Linked DNA regions of Homo sapiens: region 1 is linked to region 2. The links are chromatin contacts, found by Hi-C or POLR2A ChIA-PET in ENCODE. All regions are on one chromosome and are shown on one strand. Each heading gives the region's core, a stretch centred on a gene start or an enhancer-like site at or near the end of the contact. The rest is flanking DNA. Distances are from core to core; before and after follow the strand shown.

What was found. A loop is a pair of places that touch in the nucleus more often than their neighbours do. ChIA-PET counts read pairs that join two places held with the same protein, here RNA polymerase II (POLR2A). Pooled maps may share reads with other maps.
Region 1: a pooled map shows a loop between it and region 2 (4-fold over the local background). The contact joins the promoter of PSMB6 here to the promoter of NCBP3 in region 2. A Hi-C loop is called at or near these places in 4 of 50 pooled maps. POLR2A ChIA-PET finds 5 or more read pairs at or near these places in 2 of 52 experiments (HEK293T and endothelial cell of umbilical vein).

The regions. Positions count from the first base shown.
Region 1 is chr17:4,793,339-4,797,479 of GRCh38, forward strand. It overlaps PSMB6 (proteasome 20S subunit beta 6), which reads left to right and starts at 2,826. Exons shown (of 6, transcript NM_002798.3): 1 at 2,826-2,958; 2 at 3,390-3,457; 3 at 4,100-4,141. The coding sequence starts at 2,857. RefSeq lists enhancers at 2,585-3,183, 2,610-3,139.
Region 2 is chr17:3,843,955-3,848,376 of GRCh38, forward strand. NCBP3 (nuclear cap binding subunit 3) reads right to left here and starts at 2,292. Exons shown (of 13, transcript NM_001114118.3): 1 at 2,087-2,292. The coding sequence starts at 2,269. RefSeq lists silencers at 1,991-2,280, 2,461-2,580.

The sequences.
Region 1 (4,141 bases), core at 1,576-4,075, 950 kb after region 2:
CACGAGGTCAGGAGTTTGAGACCAGCCTGGCCAATATGGTGAAACCCCGTCTCTACTAAAATTACAAAAATTAGCCTGGCGTGGTGGCAGGCGCCTGTAGTCGCAGCTACTTCAGAGGCTGAGGCAAAAGAACTGCTTGAACCTGGGAGGTGGAAGTTGCAGTGAGCCAAGATCACGCCACTGTTCTCCAGCCTGGGTGACAGAGCAAGATCTGTCAAGAAAGAAAAGAAAAGAAAGAACGAAGGAAGGAAGGAAGGAAAGAAAAGAAAAGGAGAAAAGAAAAGAAAAGAAAAGAAGTACTACAAAGCTACAGTAATAGAGACAATATGATACTGGCATAGGATAGACATATAGATCAATGAAACAAAACTGAGAATCCAGAAGTAAGTCCATACATGTATGGTCAATGATTTTTAACAAGGGTGCCAAGATCATTCAATGGGGAGACAGTCTTTTTTTTTTTTTTTTTTTTTTTGAGACGGAGTCTTGCTCTGTTGCCCAGGCTTGGGAGTGCAGCGGCCCGATCTCGGCTCACTGCAAGCTCCGCCTCCTGGTCTCAGACCATTCTCCTGCCTCAGCCTCCCGAGTAGCTGGGACTATAGGCGCCCACCACTACACCCGGCTAATTTTTTTTTTGTATTTTTAGTAGAGGGGTTTCACCGTGTTAGCCAGGATGGTCTCAGTCTCCTGACCTCGTGATCCGCCTGCCTCAGCCTCCCAAAGTGCTGGGATTACAGGCGTGAGCCACTGCACCCGGCAGGTCTTTTCAACAAATGGTGCTGGAACAACTAACTGACTATCCATATGCAAAAGCATGGATTTGGACTTCTACTTCACATCACATACAAAAATTAACTCAAAATGGACCACAGACCTAAAAATGTAAGAGCTGGCACTATAAACTTTCATGCTTCAAAGAACACCAATGAAGGACATGAAAAGACAATCCAATGGGAGAAAATATTTTCAAATCATGTATCTGATGTTTCTAGTACCTAGAATATTAAAAAGGACCCTTACAACTCAACAATAAAAAGACAAATAGAGCCAGGCACAGTGGCTCATGCCTGTAATCCTAGCACTTTCGGAGGCCGAGGCGGGAGGATCACCTGAGGTTAGGAGTTCGAGACCGGCCTGGCCAACATGGCGAAACCCCATCTCTTTAATAAAAATACAAAAATTAGCCGGGCATGGTGGCGCATGCCTGTAATCCCAGCTACTTGGGAGGCTGGGGCAAGAGAATTGCTGGAACCCGGGAGGCGGAAGCTGCAGTGAGCCGAGATCACACCAGTATAAAAAGACAAATAGAGGCCGGGCGCGGTGGCTCACGCCTGTAATCCCAGCACTTTGGGAGGCCGAGGCGGGTGGATCATGAGGTCAGGAGATCGAGACCATCCTGGCTAACAAGGTGAAACCCCGTCTCTACTAAAAATACAAAAAAAATTAGCCGGGCGCGGTGGCGGGCGCCTGTAGTCCCAGCTACTCGGGAGGCTGAGGCAGGAGAATGGCGTGAACCCGGGAAGCGGAGCTTGCAGTGAGCCGAGATTGCGCCACTGCAGTCCGCAGTCCCGCCTGGGCGACAGAGCGAGACTCCGTCTCAAAAAAAAAAAAAAAAAAAAAAAAAGACAAATAGAGCTGGGTTCAGTGGCACACACCTGTAGTCCCAGCTACTTGAGAAGCTGAGGCGGGAGGATCACTGGAGCCCAGGAGTTCGAGGCTGATATAGTGCACCATGATCCCATCTGCACTCCAGCCTGGGAAACACCGCAAGACAAACCCACCCCACACACACACCCCACCCTCGTCTCAAAAAAAAAAAATTAAACCCCAAAAATATATTAAACAAAAGACATATCCCAATTTTAGAATGTGCAAAGAACTTGAAAAAACATTGCATCAAAAAAGACATACAAATGGCCAATTATCTCATGGAAATATGCTCAGCATCACTAATCATTAGAAAAATACCAATGAAAACCACAGGGTACCACTTCACACCCACTGGAATGGCTATAACTAAAAAAATGCACAATAACAAGTGTTGGTGAGGATGTGGAGAAATTGGAACCCTCACACATGGCTTGTAGGGATGTAAAATGGTGCAGTTTCTGTGGAAAACAGTTTGTCGGTTGCTCAAAATGTTAAACATACAGTTATCATAGAACCCATAAATTCCTCTGCCAGCATATACTCCTAAGTATATAACTAAAAGAAATGAAAACATGGTGTGGTCACTTTAGCCCAAAGACTCTCAGGTTTATTTTGTGGGCCCTTTGGACTGTAACTCCATAAGATCGGTACGGCGCAAGCCACTAGGACTGTTTTTTGTTTTGTTTTGTTTTTGCTTTTGTTTTGAGACAGTCTTGCTCTGTCGCTCAGGCTGGAGTGCAGTGGCGTGATCTCGGCTCACTGTAACCTCCGCCTCCCAGGCTCAAGCGATTCTCCTGCCTCAGCCTCCCCAGTAGCCGGGATTACAGGCGCGCCCCACCACGCCCGGCTAATTTTTGTATTTTTTAGTAGAGAAGGAGTTTCACCATGTTGGCCAGGCTGGTCTTGAACTCCTAACCTCATGATCCGCCCGCCTCAGCCTCCCAAAGTGCCGAACGGTTTTTGGGTTTTTTTTGGTTTTTTGGGGGGGGGGTTTTGCTGACTTTCTTGTTTTGTTTGTTGCTTGCCACGCTGCCATCAAGTGCTCACTGTCGCAAAAGAACCGTCCCCATGCAGTACTGTACTTTTCTTTTCCCTTCTGCCGTCAACCTCGGAGTAGCTTCGCTCCCAGAAGGCCTCAAAGCGCGACCAAAGAGCGTGACAGAGCGCTTTACGACAGTTGCTTTGAGGCAGTACCGGAGGAGAAAGATGGCGGCTACCTTACTAGCTGCTCGGGGAGCCGGGCCAGCACCGGCTTGGGGGCCGGAGGCGTTCACTCCAGACTGGGAAAGCCGAGAAGTTTCCACTGGGGTGAGGAAGGAATCGGGGTTCATAGGACGTGCACAAGGCCTGACGCGATGGGAAGATAAAGCCTGAGTGGGGTTGAGAGATCTGGCAGGGGTGGAGAGGAGGTGGAATGTGTTGTGCTCCAGGAATGGGGAGAGGTACCCCGAAGATGGTGGAGTGGTGCGGTAGCTTCGTAGTGGGAGGTGGAGGGTGGGCTGAAGTTTGAAATTCTGAAATCCTGCGAGGCTAGTGAGGATCTTGGGCTTAAGTACGGGATGAGTCTTTTGAGATTTGAGGGTTGGCATTCTGGTATTCTGCGGGGTGCTGAGGCCCCTATAAGATTTGAAAATGGTTCAGCGACGGACAGATTTTGTATTTTTGGAACTAGGTAGAGAGATCATTGAGGTTTGTGTCTGCTGGAGAATGTAGACTTACTCCTTTTTCCCTTTTCCCAGACCACTATCATGGCCGTGCAGTTTGACGGGGGCGTGGTTCTGGGGGCGGACTCCAGAACAACCACTGGGTGAGCTCAGGACAGATTTGTGAAAGGTCTTCCCATCTTCCTTTTCCTTTCCTGCCTGCCAGCCCACCCTGCCTGCCTCCACAGACCACTGTGGGAAGAGAGGTTTCTTCTCTCTCTGGAGATAAAGATTTGTCCCAACTTTTGTTACTTTCAGTTCCCCTCACTCGTTAGTGGAATCCTTACAAAAGTCTGTTCTCCAGCCCGCTTCAGTTTGGATGAGAATAAGCAATACTGGAGGCCAGGCACGGTGGCTCACGCCTGTAATCCCAGTACTTTGGGAGGCCGAGGCGGGTGGATCACCTGAGGTCAGGAGTTCGAGACCAGCCTGGCCAACATGGCGAAACCCCGTCTCTACTAAAAAATACAAAAATTAGCCGTGCGTGGCGGTGCGTGCCTGCAGTCCCAGCTACTTGGGAGGCTAGGGCTAGAGAATCGCTTGGACCCAGGAGGTGGATGTTGCAGTGAGCAGAGATCGCGTCACTGTACTCCAGCCTGGGCAACAGAGCGAGACTCCATCTCAAAGAAAAAGGAAAAAAAGGCAATACTGGACATCCTATCCCTGAGCCCTAAGAGAGTGGGTAGTGATGGGATGGAGGTGGAAGACAGGTGGGCTCCTTTCCTCACTATTCTGCCATCCTGCAGGTCCTACATCGCCAATCGAGTGACTGACAAGCTGACACCTAT
Region 2 (4,422 bases), core at 1,042-3,541:
ATAAGAAGATCAGAGCCTGTCCAAAAACTGAAGTGATTCCATCAACTCCAAGTATCCATGTAAAGAAAATCTAAAGGCTTTTGTGGAAAATGTCAAAAGATAAGGCACAGTCACTTAGCTCCCCAACCCAGTCTGAACGAATTCCTCATGCCCAGCCACCAGGTGGAGCACAACCCTCCACCTCAACGCAGAAGGTCCAGCCTCACCTAGAACTCCTGAGGCAAATACAGCACAGTGCAATGCAAAGGGGATGGGATTTGGAAACCAAGCGAGGACTGAAGCCTCAGCTCTGACAGTCACTAATTACAGGACACTGTATAGTTTTCTTGACCTCTCTGGGTCTCAGTTTCCTCTGTGGTATCTACCTGCCTTCCTGACCTCTTTTACTGCCCTTCCATTAGTACTACAGAAGTTTCCAACAATCCTGGACCCATCCCAGAGCCTCTGTGCTTGTTACTGGCCCTGCTGGGGGAACTCCTTTTCAATCTTCACAAGATTGGCTTTTTGTCATTTAGAGTTTATATGGAACATAAACTCCAGGAGGGAGGTTGAGCTTGATCAAGCACCTAGGGCTGTGCCTTGGTACATAGCGGGGGATGCAATAAATACATGTTGGCCGGACGCAATGGCTCAGGCCTGTAATCCCAGCACTTTGGGAGGCAGAGGCGGGCGGATCACCTGAGGTCAGGTGTTCGAGACCAGCCTGGCCAACATGGAGAAACCCCGTCTCTACTAAAAATACAAAATTAGCCGGGCACGGTGGCACATCCCTGTAATCTCAACTACTTGGGAGGCTGAGGCAGAAGAGTAGCTTGAACCCAGGAGGCGGAGGTTGCGGTGAGCCAAGATCAGGCCATTGTACTTGGCTACTCAGGAGGCTGAGGCAGGAGAATGGCTTGAACCCGGGAGGCGGAAGTTGCGGTGAGCCGAGATCGCGCCATTGCGTTCCAGCCTGGGCAACAAGAGCGAACTCCGTCTCAAAACAAAACAAAACAAAAACCATGTTGAACTGAATGACTAAAGGGATGATAACACCTGCTTCACAACTGCAGTAATATTTATTTATTTTGGTTTTGTTTTTGAGATGGGGAGAGGGGAAAGGGGGGACCTCAAAGGGGTCTTGCTATATTGCTGAGGCTGGTCTGGAACTTAGACTCCTGAATAGCTGGCACTAAAGGCGTGCACGGCCAGTATATTTAAGTGACACAATATAGTGAATGGTAAATGCTACTATATTAGCTGTTGTTAATCATAATTATAACGTTTGCCATCTCTAGCGATCATACTTTAACCTTTCTCCATAACTTCAGTCTAAATATGTTGACATGTGGTCAAAAGTAATTCATGTTAGGTGAGAAATTAAGAGGAGTCATCCAGGCCTGAAACCAGCTCTGAGAACTGGATATACAGCCACCAAGTCACAAGCAAAACACCTCTCACCATCCCCAGCGCGGTAAAGGAGGGACCAAGGATGTCTATTGGTCGTCTGCTAGTTTGCTTTCATTAAGAGTCAGATGCTGGGGCCACGGTGTAGGTGTCACTGGAGCTGCGGGGGGGGCAAGATGACCCCGAAGTCACGACAGAAACAGTGAGTTTCTGCTGCTGACAAGTGCAGCCCTCTCAAGACAAAGAGCGAGTGCCATGTTTCCCAGATACAAATTCCTCCGGGGCAAGACCCACAAGGAGACCTGGTTGCTGGCGCCACCCAACAGCTCCTTCTGGGCTGCCCCTGGTTCTGTTCCCGCCCAGGGCTCCCCCTTTATCTCATCCTTCCAGCCCCTCCTCACTCACCTCCTTGCACAGCGCGGCTCAGAGGGGGCAGCGGAGGGGGGTCCTCAACTCCCTCCCAGCTCTCCGCCACCACCCCCCAGCCCCCTCAACACCCATTTCCGGCGCCCCGGCGTCCTTTCTCCCGCTCCGCGTCCCTCCTCCAGCCCGGCGTTCCCGTTCCCAGGACGCTGGCTCCCTCCTCTCCCGCTCCCTTGACTTCCCCGGCTGGGGCTCCGGCCACCGCCCCTTCCGGCCCCCTCCGGCGCTAGACACTAGCCCCGCGACCTCTTCCTTACCCCCCGACCCCCGCCCGTACCGGGATCAGTTCCTTGAGCGAGCGCCGCACAGGCACGATTTCCAGCTCGCCCTCCTCCACCTCCATGGGCTCCGGCTCGCCACGGTCAACACCGGACTCCGCCTCAGGGGACGGGAGCCCCAGGGCCGGCCCCGCCGGGGCCTCCGCCTTCACCGACACCCGCAGGCCCCGTACGGCCGCCATCGCTGCCTGCCGGCCGCACCACTGAGAGCCCGCCCCTCACGGCCGCCGGCTAGAGCGCCGCTGCCACTGGCCACAGAGGAGCCGCCGCAGCTACCTAGAGCGTCGCCGGCTTCGGCCCAGAAGGCCGCCCTTAGCGCCGCCGCCCCCTGGTGGCGGGAGAAAACCGGGCCGGCTGCGCGGGCGGGACCTGGGGAGGAGAAGGCGGGACTGAGCGGGGACGGGGGCGGGGCCTGCGGGAACTACGGAGCTTGGAGGAGACCGGGGTAGTCAAGGGTTACAATGTAGCTACGCCTTGAGGCTAAAGCTGTACTAAAAGCCAACTTTCCTGAGTGATCACTATGGGCCAGACACTTCCAAGCGCTCGAACCCTTAGAACAACTCTATGAAGTAGATCCTATTTTGACCCCCATTTCATATATGAGGAAACTGAGGCATAGAAATTGACCCAAGGTGACGCCATTTAAGGGATAAAAGCTGGATCTAAGTCTTCCAGAGTTTACAATGAGCCTTGATATATCACCTCTGGACAATCTGTAGGTTTATAAAGTTACTTGCCTTGCCAGTCTTTGTCTCTTAAAAGTCTCCCCAAAATTGGCCCATGTTACATACACAAAAATTGAGACTCCAAGAGGGAGAGACCTGCCCAAAGGCCAGAACTTGGACGCCGATTTCCTGACTCCTGAGGGTGCCATCCACTGTAGACCTGTGAGCATAGTTTCCGGCGGATATTTCTAACGAGAGCCTGGTGGGGGAGAGGGGTTGTCTACGCGTCCCGAGGGTGTCACTGATCAGCTGCTGTTCTGAGTCCTGATTTTCTTTTTCTTTCTTTCTTTCTTTCTTTATTCCTTTCTTCCTTCCTTTCTTTCTTCTTTTCTTTCTTTCTCTTTTCCTTCCTTCCTCCCTCTCCTCTTTCTTTCTTTCTTTCTTTTTTTTTTTTTTTTTTGTAGAGACAGGGTTTCACCATGTTGACTAAGCTGGTCTCGAATTCCTAACCTCAAGCGATCCACCCGCCTCGGCCTCCCAAAGTCTTGGGATTACAGGCATGAGCCACCGCGCCCGGCCTGAGTCCTGATTTTGCATCTTCCTCCCTGGGTAACCTTGGACAGGTTTTTGGGTCTGTTTTCCCATCTGAGGAGGGCATAGGTGAGACCCTACAGTCTCTGAGGCCCTGAGGCCCTACCAGCTCTGACCATGGAGGAGCAAATAATGATAAACCAAGGAAGAGCATGGTCAGCATCAGACACACCTGGGTTTCGAGCTGGCTGGCCGGGCCCCATCCACCATGTGTGACCTTAGGCAAGCTGCTTAGCACTTTGGAGTCTCAGTTCCTTCATCAGTAAAATGGACCATTACCTACCTACAAAGGAGGTTGTGAGGGTTAAATGTGATAATTTATATGTAGATACAGGGTCCAACAGAAGGGGTGCAGTACATCACAGTTTTTCTTAAATTTGGGCTAAACCACAGGATAAACACAAGACAGAGCTCTTTAGAGGACTAGTTTTATTTGATGAATGGGACACAAAGTACTTTTAAAAATTGGGTTGAGGCCGGGCACGGTGGCTCATGCCTGTAATCCCAACACTTTGGGAGGCCAAGGCGGGCAGATCATGAGGTCAGGAGATCGAGATCATCCTGGCTAACATGGTGAAACCGTGTCTCTACTAAAAAAAAAAAATTAGCCGGGCATGGTGGCATGCACTACTTGGGAGGCTGAGGCAGGAGAATCACTTGAACCCGGGAGGTGGAGGTTGCAGTGAGCCGAGATCATACCACTGCACTCCAGCCTGGGCGACAGAGCGAGACTCCGTCTCCAAAAAAAAAAAAAAAAAATGGGTTGAATGCATACATAGAATATGTACGGGTGTGTGTGTGTGTGTGTGTTTAATTTCAAACAAAATGTGTAGTTGGGGTGGCCAGCTATAGGTAAGAGTCACAGCCCCCACCATTACTAGGCCTGTGGGGTTAGGGGATGGGAGAGGAGGAAGTAATCCCTCCTCAGCTATGGACACCAGGAGGCCAGTAGAGAAGGCTGGGCAGGCCCCTCACCCTGCTGGGGAGGATGCCTTGTTGCTTGAGGACGCAATTCGGTGAGGATTCAGTGTTGCAGTTCAGTGCCATCCAGAAGAGCCCCAGCACCCTGGCACACCAGC